Linked DNA regions of Homo sapiens: region 1 is linked to region 2. Evidence: chromatin contacts called from ENCODE Hi-C or POLR2A ChIA-PET data. All regions are on one chromosome and are shown on one strand. Each heading gives the region's core, a stretch centred on a gene start or an enhancer-like site at or near the end of the contact. The rest is flanking DNA. Distances are from core to core; before and after follow the strand shown. Region 1 overlaps RSPH14 (radial spoke head 14 homolog). Region 2 overlaps LOC105372948 (a long non-coding RNA gene).

Evidence for each region. Hi-C counts contacts between places; a loop is a spot of excess contacts on that map. ChIA-PET counts read pairs that join two places held with the same protein, here RNA polymerase II (POLR2A).
Region 1: a loop to region 2 is called in a map of Caco-2, with 3 times the contacts of the local background. The contact joins two enhancer-like sites. A Hi-C loop is called at or near these places in 1 of 168 maps with a recorded cell type or tissue (Caco-2). POLR2A ChIA-PET finds 5 or more read pairs at or near these places in 1 of 52 experiments (K562).

What each region holds. Positions count from the first base shown.
Region 1 is chr22:23,096,928-23,100,951 of GRCh38, forward strand. All of the region lies in intron 4 of RSPH14 (radial spoke head 14 homolog), which reads right to left. All of the region lies in intron 2 of GNAZ (G protein subunit alpha z), which reads left to right. Among named protein-coding and RNA genes, the nearest start is that of GNAZ, 28 kb to the left of the region's middle. Within about 2 kb of position 2,229, at least 18 of the 41 ENCODE cell types and tissues checked have a DNase peak (open chromatin) inside an H3K27ac peak, as active enhancers do.
Region 2 is chr22:22,848,260-22,852,315 of GRCh38, forward strand. The region is part of intron 2 of LOC105372948 (a long non-coding RNA gene); the gene reads right to left. It also overlaps IGL and the pseudogene IGLV3-6. Among named protein-coding and RNA genes, the nearest start is that of MIR650, 28 kb to the left of the region's middle. Within about 2 kb of position 1,777, at least 2 of the 41 ENCODE cell types and tissues checked have a DNase peak (open chromatin) inside an H3K27ac peak, as active enhancers do.

The sequences.
Region 1 (4,024 bases), core at 979-3,478, 250 kb after region 2:
GGACCCAGTGTGAAGCGGTGGGGGCTTGAGAGTGGAGTTGCTGGAGAGGGTGGGGAGCCGGGTGAAGCAGCAGGGCAGTGTGCTGAGGCCCAGCCAGGACAGAAGGTCTAGCACACGAAGGGGGCCACAGCCAGGAGTGGCAGCGGTGGAGGCCGTGGCAGGCAAGGGAGGGGCTGTCTTGCCCAGCAGGATTCCCTGAGCACAGATTTCAAGTCTGCCCTTAAGAGAGAGGCCTTTGACCCTGGGGATGGGGGAGTGGGGGCAAACAAGGAGTCACGAAGTTGTGGGTACCCTGGGGCTAGGGGAGGGTGATGCTGGGAGACAAGGGCTCAGCCTCTCCACTTGGGAGCACTGGCCTCCGAGGTCACTCCTTGCTTCACCCAGTCCTAAGGCAAGCTTTATTCTTTAGGTTCAGCGGAGAGCAACAATGGTTCTAGCTTTGGACCTGTGCCCCAGCCAGGGAACCTGGACAGCTCTAGGCAGTGGCCATGGTGCTAGGAGCCTGAGTGTTCTGAGAGAGAGGATCTTTGGCTTTCCTCAGGCAGCTGGGGAGGCGGGCTTGCCTCCCTCCCCTCCTCGCATCAGGGGTCTCCCTGGAACTGTGCCTAGGTGTTGATGGTGTGCCTGGGGGAAACGAATGACGGACGGGCAGGCAGGTGTGTACGCAGGCGGCTGCGTCCACCCTGTTCCCAGTGTGTATCTGTGTGCTCTCCAGGGTTCTGGCCCCTTACCCTGTGGTTGCCACAAGTTCAGCCCCATGTGTGGTTCTGGGCAGAGGGGACATCTCAGCAGATGAGTGAGGTCAGGCTCCCTTGATGAGGCATGGCCGTGGGCAGAGCGCTTGGGGCTGAGAAGCTGCAAGGCAAAGTGAGGTGCTCAGGCCAGACCCTTGGGACAGTGCCATGGTGGGTCTGCCAGTCACACGGGCTTGCGCCACTGGCCTCACCCATCACCACAGTGGCAGGCGTGGCAAATTCCCCGGGCACCAGGCCTGGCTCCCAGTTGCATCCTTTGACAGGCCGTGCCCACAGGTGTGCTGGACACAGGAGGCAGGATACCTGGGTCCTGAGTCAGTCCAGTTTTTCATGGAGGGCTTTGGCTGTCATGTTTGCTTTCTGAACTTGTCAGTGAGGAGATGACCCAGGTGTCTTCACAGATGGGCCCAAGGCTAGGCCTTTGCCTGCCTGCAGCCCTCTTGGCTCTTACTGGCCTGTGCCTGCCACCTTGCTGCCTCTCTCTCCTCTCCTTCTGCTCTAGCCGTGGTCAGCTTGTTTTGCTCCAGCAGTACTGCTCTGTCCAGCCTTAAGCTTGTAATGATCCTGATCCCTGCCTCTCGTACCCCTGCCCTTATCCTCCAGGTCTCATCCCAAGTGGCGCCTCCTGGGAGGCCTTTTCTGACCTAGCCCGGCACCTGCTTACTCCTCCATCTAGTGATGTGTGAGTGAGCTCCTCGGGGCAGGCCCTAGATGGGCTGGGTGGCCCCTGTGGGGCCTCACATCTCTAGCTTTCCCTCTCCCAGGCCTGTCCCTGGGGAGAGCCATGGTGGGCAGCCATGGGCAGGGACAGCAGCCACTGGCCTGGTCTCAGGGATCCCTGTGAGGTTCCAGGCATTCAAGGCACTTTCTAAAGGGAGGGGCTGGCAGCCAGGCTGGCACACCCACCACCATCACCCTGGTTTCTGCAGGCCTGGGGAAGTGGTTGTTCACCAGAAAAGGAAATTCTTGATGAGAAACCCAAGCGAGGCTGGAAATTCACTGGATTCCAAATGATTCTGACCTTTCATGCTCTACCAGTAATATCTGGAGATGGAAAACAAACAGGCTGCAGAGGAAAGACAATCCCCTCCCGCGATTCCTCCCGCAGGCTGGGCTGGCCCCGGAGGTGAGCTGGCCCCCAGAGTGGTGCCGGCAGTGAGGACAGCCCGTCTCCAGCCGGGCCAGGGCCAGAGCCAGTGCTGGCACGGGCTGGCACAGGGCTGCCACTCTGCTCTCTCCTTTTGGAACGTGCTGAACTGTCCTCCCTGGGCCCTGTCAAAGGCAAGGCAGCCAAGAACAGGCCATGCTCGTTTTCACAAAAGCCGAATGAACCTTGGGGCCCAGTGCCAGGGCTCTGGACACGGCTCCTCCATAGCCCTCCTTCCGTGCTCAGCTTCCAAGGCCTCATCTTCCCTGATGCTGGCAGTGCCTCCCCACCCCCACGCCTGGCGAAGGAGCCACAGCCCCCCGGCCCACCCGCTGGCTTCTGCGTCAGCACGTTGCCAAGGAGAACGTCAGTGTCTCTGGGCTCCCGGGTGTGAGGGCTGCAGTGAGTGCAGGGCAGCACCTCAGAGCAGGGAAGGCAGATTTCCGGGTGTCTGTGGAGCATGGCAGCGAGCCACATGGGGAGCCACGCCCCTCCATGGCCACGGTTCCCACCCTCGTCCGAAGGAATTGGCAGTCCCTTGCCCTGACTAGGGCCAAGTCCTGCAGGTGTGTCAGGCACCCCAGTGCCCCCAAGCCCAACACCCAGCTGGGGCTTCCTCAGGCAGCACAGGAGGCCTGAACACAGCCCAGCAACACAAGGGGGTTTTTCTGGCGCACCTGTCCCCTGAATGATCCTGTGGGGCAGCAGCGCCTGTTATTTTTGTCACAGATCGAGGCACTGAGGCTCAGGCACACAGCTGGCGCTGGCGGGCCCCCAGCCCTCAAGTCCACAAGGACAGCTCCTGAGAGGCCATGTGTCACAGGACCCACCACGGGCCTCCCACTTAGCCAGAGCCATGGCAGAGGCTCTGCCCCTCGTCTTTAGTACATTCACACAAGGGTCAGTCAGCAAAGACAGTCACTCTGCTGCCCTAGGAGGGAAAGGCAAAGTGGAGAAGCTGGCACCTACCAGCCCACACTGAGGGACAGACACAGGTGGCTGTGACCAGCAGAGCCTGGGTCTTCACTCGGCCCCACTGGAGGCACCTGAGGGGGTAGGTGGGCACTTGTTGCCCAACCTCTGCCCTTGCGGATCAGCTAATGGACTCTGCTGGCCACCAAATGGTGTGGGATCCTTCAGAAGGCAAGATTAAAAGGTCTAGTTGTAAAGCATCAAATGTTCTCATGTGGAAACCCACAGGGAGCTCACTGCCCATTTCCCGACGGAGCTGTCAGCATTCCCAGCCCTGTGGCGGGTCTGTTTTGCACCTGTGATGGACCTGCTGTGCAGGCTCAAGGCTCAGGCTGGGGCCAAGTATGAGGGTGAGCACAACTCTCCCAGCAGCACAGGGAACTGGGGGACAAGGAGGAGGCAGTCACACCAGCCCAGCTACAGCTTCATTTCCACAAAGCCTCTGCTACCAGGGATACCTGCCCTGTCTTTCTAGAGCTGGCAGGCAGCAGTTCCCAGCAGTGTCCCCATTGTGCTTTCATCTAGGACCCACAGTAGTCACTTGGGCCCCACAGGCAGGCTGGGTCACAGCAGGGTTCACCGTGGGAGGCCTGGTGTCTCTGCCACTTATCTGAGAGACAGCTGGTCAACATGTTATCAGTGAGGGTATCCAGGGGACGGGGGACATAAGAACATGCCTTTTGTGGGGCAAGTTCTGCAGGTGGCAAGTGCTTGAGCAGCCAGCCTCCAGGCAGGTGGTCTATGCCTGGCCCTGGATAGTGGTCCCTTGTCCTGGGGCCATTGGCTTCCTGAGGAACCCCTCCCCACTCCAGGGCAGGTCAGCAGCCTCAGCACACCACGAGGGCAGGTCCACACCCACCCGGCACAGCCTGTGCTCTGAGCAGAGGGCCTGGCACACAGTGGGTGCTCTGCAGACTTTGTGGAGCGGGCGGGAGGCGGTAGGCTTGGGAAGAGCTGGAGCTCCAGAGCCCTGGCTTCTGGGTGCAGAGCAGCTGGGACACTCAGCCCTTCCCAAGGAGACCCTATGGGTGCTCGTCCATAACAGGAGTGTATGCAGTACCCTGAGGAGGGGCTGCCCAAGGCCGTCCTGTGAACACAGCGTGTTCCTGCCACCCTAGCGCTGTGGTTTATCATTTAGCCCAAAAAGGGT
Region 2 (4,056 bases), core at 527-3,026:
TGCATTTCTCTGGAACTGTTTTTCACAGAAGAGCTACAGTTTATCCTGCACTCTCCATTCTGTGATCAAAAACCATGAAACAGAGAAAAGCACTTCAACCTGAGACTCAGTCACAAGAACTGCACCTGCCCCACCTTCCCGCAACTATATATGCCACCTCTCTGTGCTGAACCATGAAGGCCAGAGGGGTTCACATGTGGCACAGACGGAGGCTGGACTCCCTGGTCCGCACCCTCCCAGGTGACGGGTGCTCTGGGATCACCTGGAGAAGGCAAGTGCCTGGGCTCTGTCTTTTCCACCAGCAGAGGGCAGCAGAGCTGCAGCCAGAAGAGAGGCTGGGGCTGCCCAGGAGGAGCCTATGAAGGAGGCCAGCCTTTGTGGGGGGTGGTCAACAGGTGTTCAAGGGATCAGTCCTCACTTTGGAAGTTTGGTATAGTCCCTCCTGTCACCTGGGGCTGCAGTGTTCATATTCTGAGGGTCAGACACACAGCATCACCCAGGATACTGACAGGGGCCCAGGCACAGTGACGGCCTCAGCTGGGAAACACAACTGGAGGCACCTGGGCCCTGGTGTCAGCCTGGGCAGCTCCCATAGGGCTAGGATTTCCTAAGAGACGCTCCGAGGTCAAGGTGCTCTAGGAGGGGGAACAGTGTGAGGGGACAGGGCTCCCGGGGCTCAAGCCCTTCACCCAGGATGGCTGCCTGAGCCTCCTGCCATTCTAAGGGTCTCATTCCTCCGTGTCCAGCAGCATCCTGGGGAGCTGAGCCCTCTACACTTGGCACTTCCAGAGACACCCTACCACCCCCTCCCTCTCCCTCTCCTTCCAGCTCCAGGCCGACTCTGACTCAGAGGCAGCTCCTATGCTCAGGGGATTCTCAGGTGGGTGGCGTGGGACATTTGGGATCCTGGTCCCTGGATGGGGCATTCCCAGCCTCCTTGCGGAGATGCTCTCCAGAGGGAAGGGAATGTTCACCTGCCTCAGGCCACAGCTCTGACCATGGGACTATCCTGGGCTCAGTGACAAGATCTGTCTGGCTGGAGGGACCAGGGATCCCCCACCCTCCAGAGCTCATGGGTGTTCAGAGACCACGACGCTGGAACCCTCACAGAGACCAAATAACCTAAAGTTAGTTTCTCAGTCAGGTCTGGGTTTCTGGTGCTTTTTACACATTTATATGAAACACTGATGAGAAAAAATAAAGAATCAAAGAGCAGAGGATGGCAATTTCTAGTCTATTAGAGAGATGGGGGGTGTCATACAAGGAGCAACTCAGGTGAGAAACGAGACTAGACTGTGTAATGAATCCACATGAGTTGTGGCTGCTCAAAGGACCAAACCATGGTAATGGAAATCAAGTTTAGGATATAAGTATCCTAAAGACACAGAACCACATTCTAATTAAACTACCAGGACAGGACCAAGTGAGTCTGGGAAACCCAGAGCTGACTTGGAGGAGGAGGAAGATGATGGGTTCCTGGCCCACCTGCTGCTGAGTCAGGTGTCATTGATGATCTCTCAGCACGGCCCAGCTCAGCCCCATGGCCAGGCTCCTGGAAGGTCCACAGCCCTGCTGAGCCTGGCCTAGGACACAGCACAGGCCAGGATGGTATAAAACAGTGGTCATGTGGCCAAACTCCAGGAGGTGACTGTGATCACAGGCCTTCAAGGATGGAGTCTGATCTTCTGACCAGAGAAGCAGATAAAGTGAGCTGGGACCCACTTCTTCTTCCTCAGTCTGCTGTGCTTCCCACAGAGCTGGTTTGAGTGACATCCTTCAGTGAGGAGTCCCAGAGGATGCCGATTTGCATCAAACACTCACTGCCTCAAACGGCCTGAGAGGCAATAAGAGAGAGCTGGTGAGCCCAGCTGTGCTGTGGGCTCAGGAGGCAGAGCTCTGGGTGTCTCACCATGGCCTGGATCCCTCTCCTGCTCCCCCTCCTCACTCTCTGCACAGGTGCTGCCCCCAAGCCCTTCCTTCAGGCTCAGAACCCATAGGATCCTGAGCTGGGCCTGCCCAAACATGAGTTCATCCCAGGCACAACCTCAGGGTGGGACCCCCTGGGAACAGATTCATCATTTACAAGCCTCCTCTCCTGTCCTCTCTTGCAAGCTCCTATGAGCTTACACAGCCACCCTCAGTGTCAGTGTCACCAGGACAGGCAGCCATGATCACCTGCTCTTGAGATAACCTCAAAGATGAGTATGTTTACTGGTTCTGGCAGAAGCCAGACCAGGCCCATACTGGTGATATATGAAGGCAGCAAGCGGCCCTCAGGAATTTCTGATTTTCTGAGTCCAGCTCAGGGAACATGGCCACCCTGACCATCAGCAGGGCTCAGACTGAGGACGAGGCTGACTATTACTGTCACAGGTACAATAGAAACAGTGATGAGCCCACAGTGACACAGGCAGATTAGGAAGTGAGACACAAACCCCTTCCCAATCTGTGTCACCCTCTTTCTCCAGCCCCAGGATGGCTGTGGACAAAGCCATGAGCAGGGCTGGTCCAGTTCACCCAGTTCTGTGACCCCCAGGCTGCTCTTCCCTCCAGCCCTCCAGGCAGGTTGTGAAGAGGGTGAGTTAAGAAGAGATTTGAGGCTGTGTGACAGGCTATCCTGGGGTTTTTCTGGCCAAGGATAAAGCTGGTGAAAGAGAGCCTGAATGGACGGGCAGACAGAGTGGCCCATGCACGTAGTGGCAAAAGACCTGGGTTTCCACATGCCAGCCCTTCAGGCAGGCTCTGCAGAGAGTGGGTTAGGAGGAGATTTGAGGCTGTGTGGACAGGCTGTTTTGGGGTTTTCTAACCCAGGATAAAGCTGGTGAAAGAGGGCCTGGATGAAAGGACACACAAAGCGTATCTTTCATCTAGTGGTAAAGGATGTGAGTTCCATATGGTGAAGCCTGGGTCACCCCTTGGCCCAGACGTCCTAGGTTAGTCCTCAGCATTTCCCTAGCACTTAAGTTCCTGAATCTCCTGGCAGCCTTATATTCAAAACGGTGTAAGCTGGAGTGGACGCTGTGGGGTCCACCTAGACTCCACGTTAAGGTCGACCCACACACTCTCAGAGCCTACGAGTGGATACCCATGCTGTGGGGCACATGTCACCTGACAGAGTGGCTGACCACCCCTGATCTCTTCTTTCTGACCACTTGGGTGTTTGGCACTATGTCCATCATGGACACTCTATGGGCTATTAACCTATGATTCAAAGTTTCTTCTGTGTGGTGCCCGTGCCCAAAGACCACCCACAGGCTTCTGCCCATACTCCACTTCCCCCATTTCCAAGTTTTTCTCTTGCAGTCCCTGGAACACCTGCCCAGGTCATTTCCCACTGCCCTAAGCCCCTATCTGCCCTGGCATCCGGCCACTCACCTTTCCTCACAAAATGAATGACCAGGCGCCATGCCCTCATGCAGGAAAGATGTCCCCTCTCCATTGTCTCTTAATGCCACCCCTTAGTACACCCATATAGTGCAGCTGTGCTCTACTTCATGGTGATCCAGTTCATTGCTGGGCTACTCTGGAAATTTTTGCTCCATCAGCTGAGCAGAGGGACTGCTACCCACACAACGTAAGTGTAAACCCAGGGAGCAGTGCTAGAGCAAGAGAGATGCAAACTTGGCTGTGGACCACCCACAGGTTACTCAGCTCTGGGGCCCTGCTCCTGCTCCATCCTAGCTGTGTCACATCTGTCTCACCAGGGATCGCTGCTGGGGTCTGCCTGAGCACACGACGGGGGAATCTGGCAGTTCTGGCTGCTTGGTCACTGAATGTCCGATGCTGTCCTGTATCTACCAGGGAACAAGAGCACATGGGGAGAGTTGTTTTCCAAATGAATATAATTCTCTCTTGTGGATGACATGGAATTGTTCCAAATCCCATGGGATTGGAATCCCATTGGGAAAATCTCATGGGATTTTCCCATGAGAGATTGCGTAAACATGAGTTTTCAGTTCCTATCATAAATTCTTCCATTCCTATCACCAATTCTGTGACTATGGTAGAGTCTGCTGGATTCTGTGGTCCCAACAGCAGGACACTCATACCCCTGCC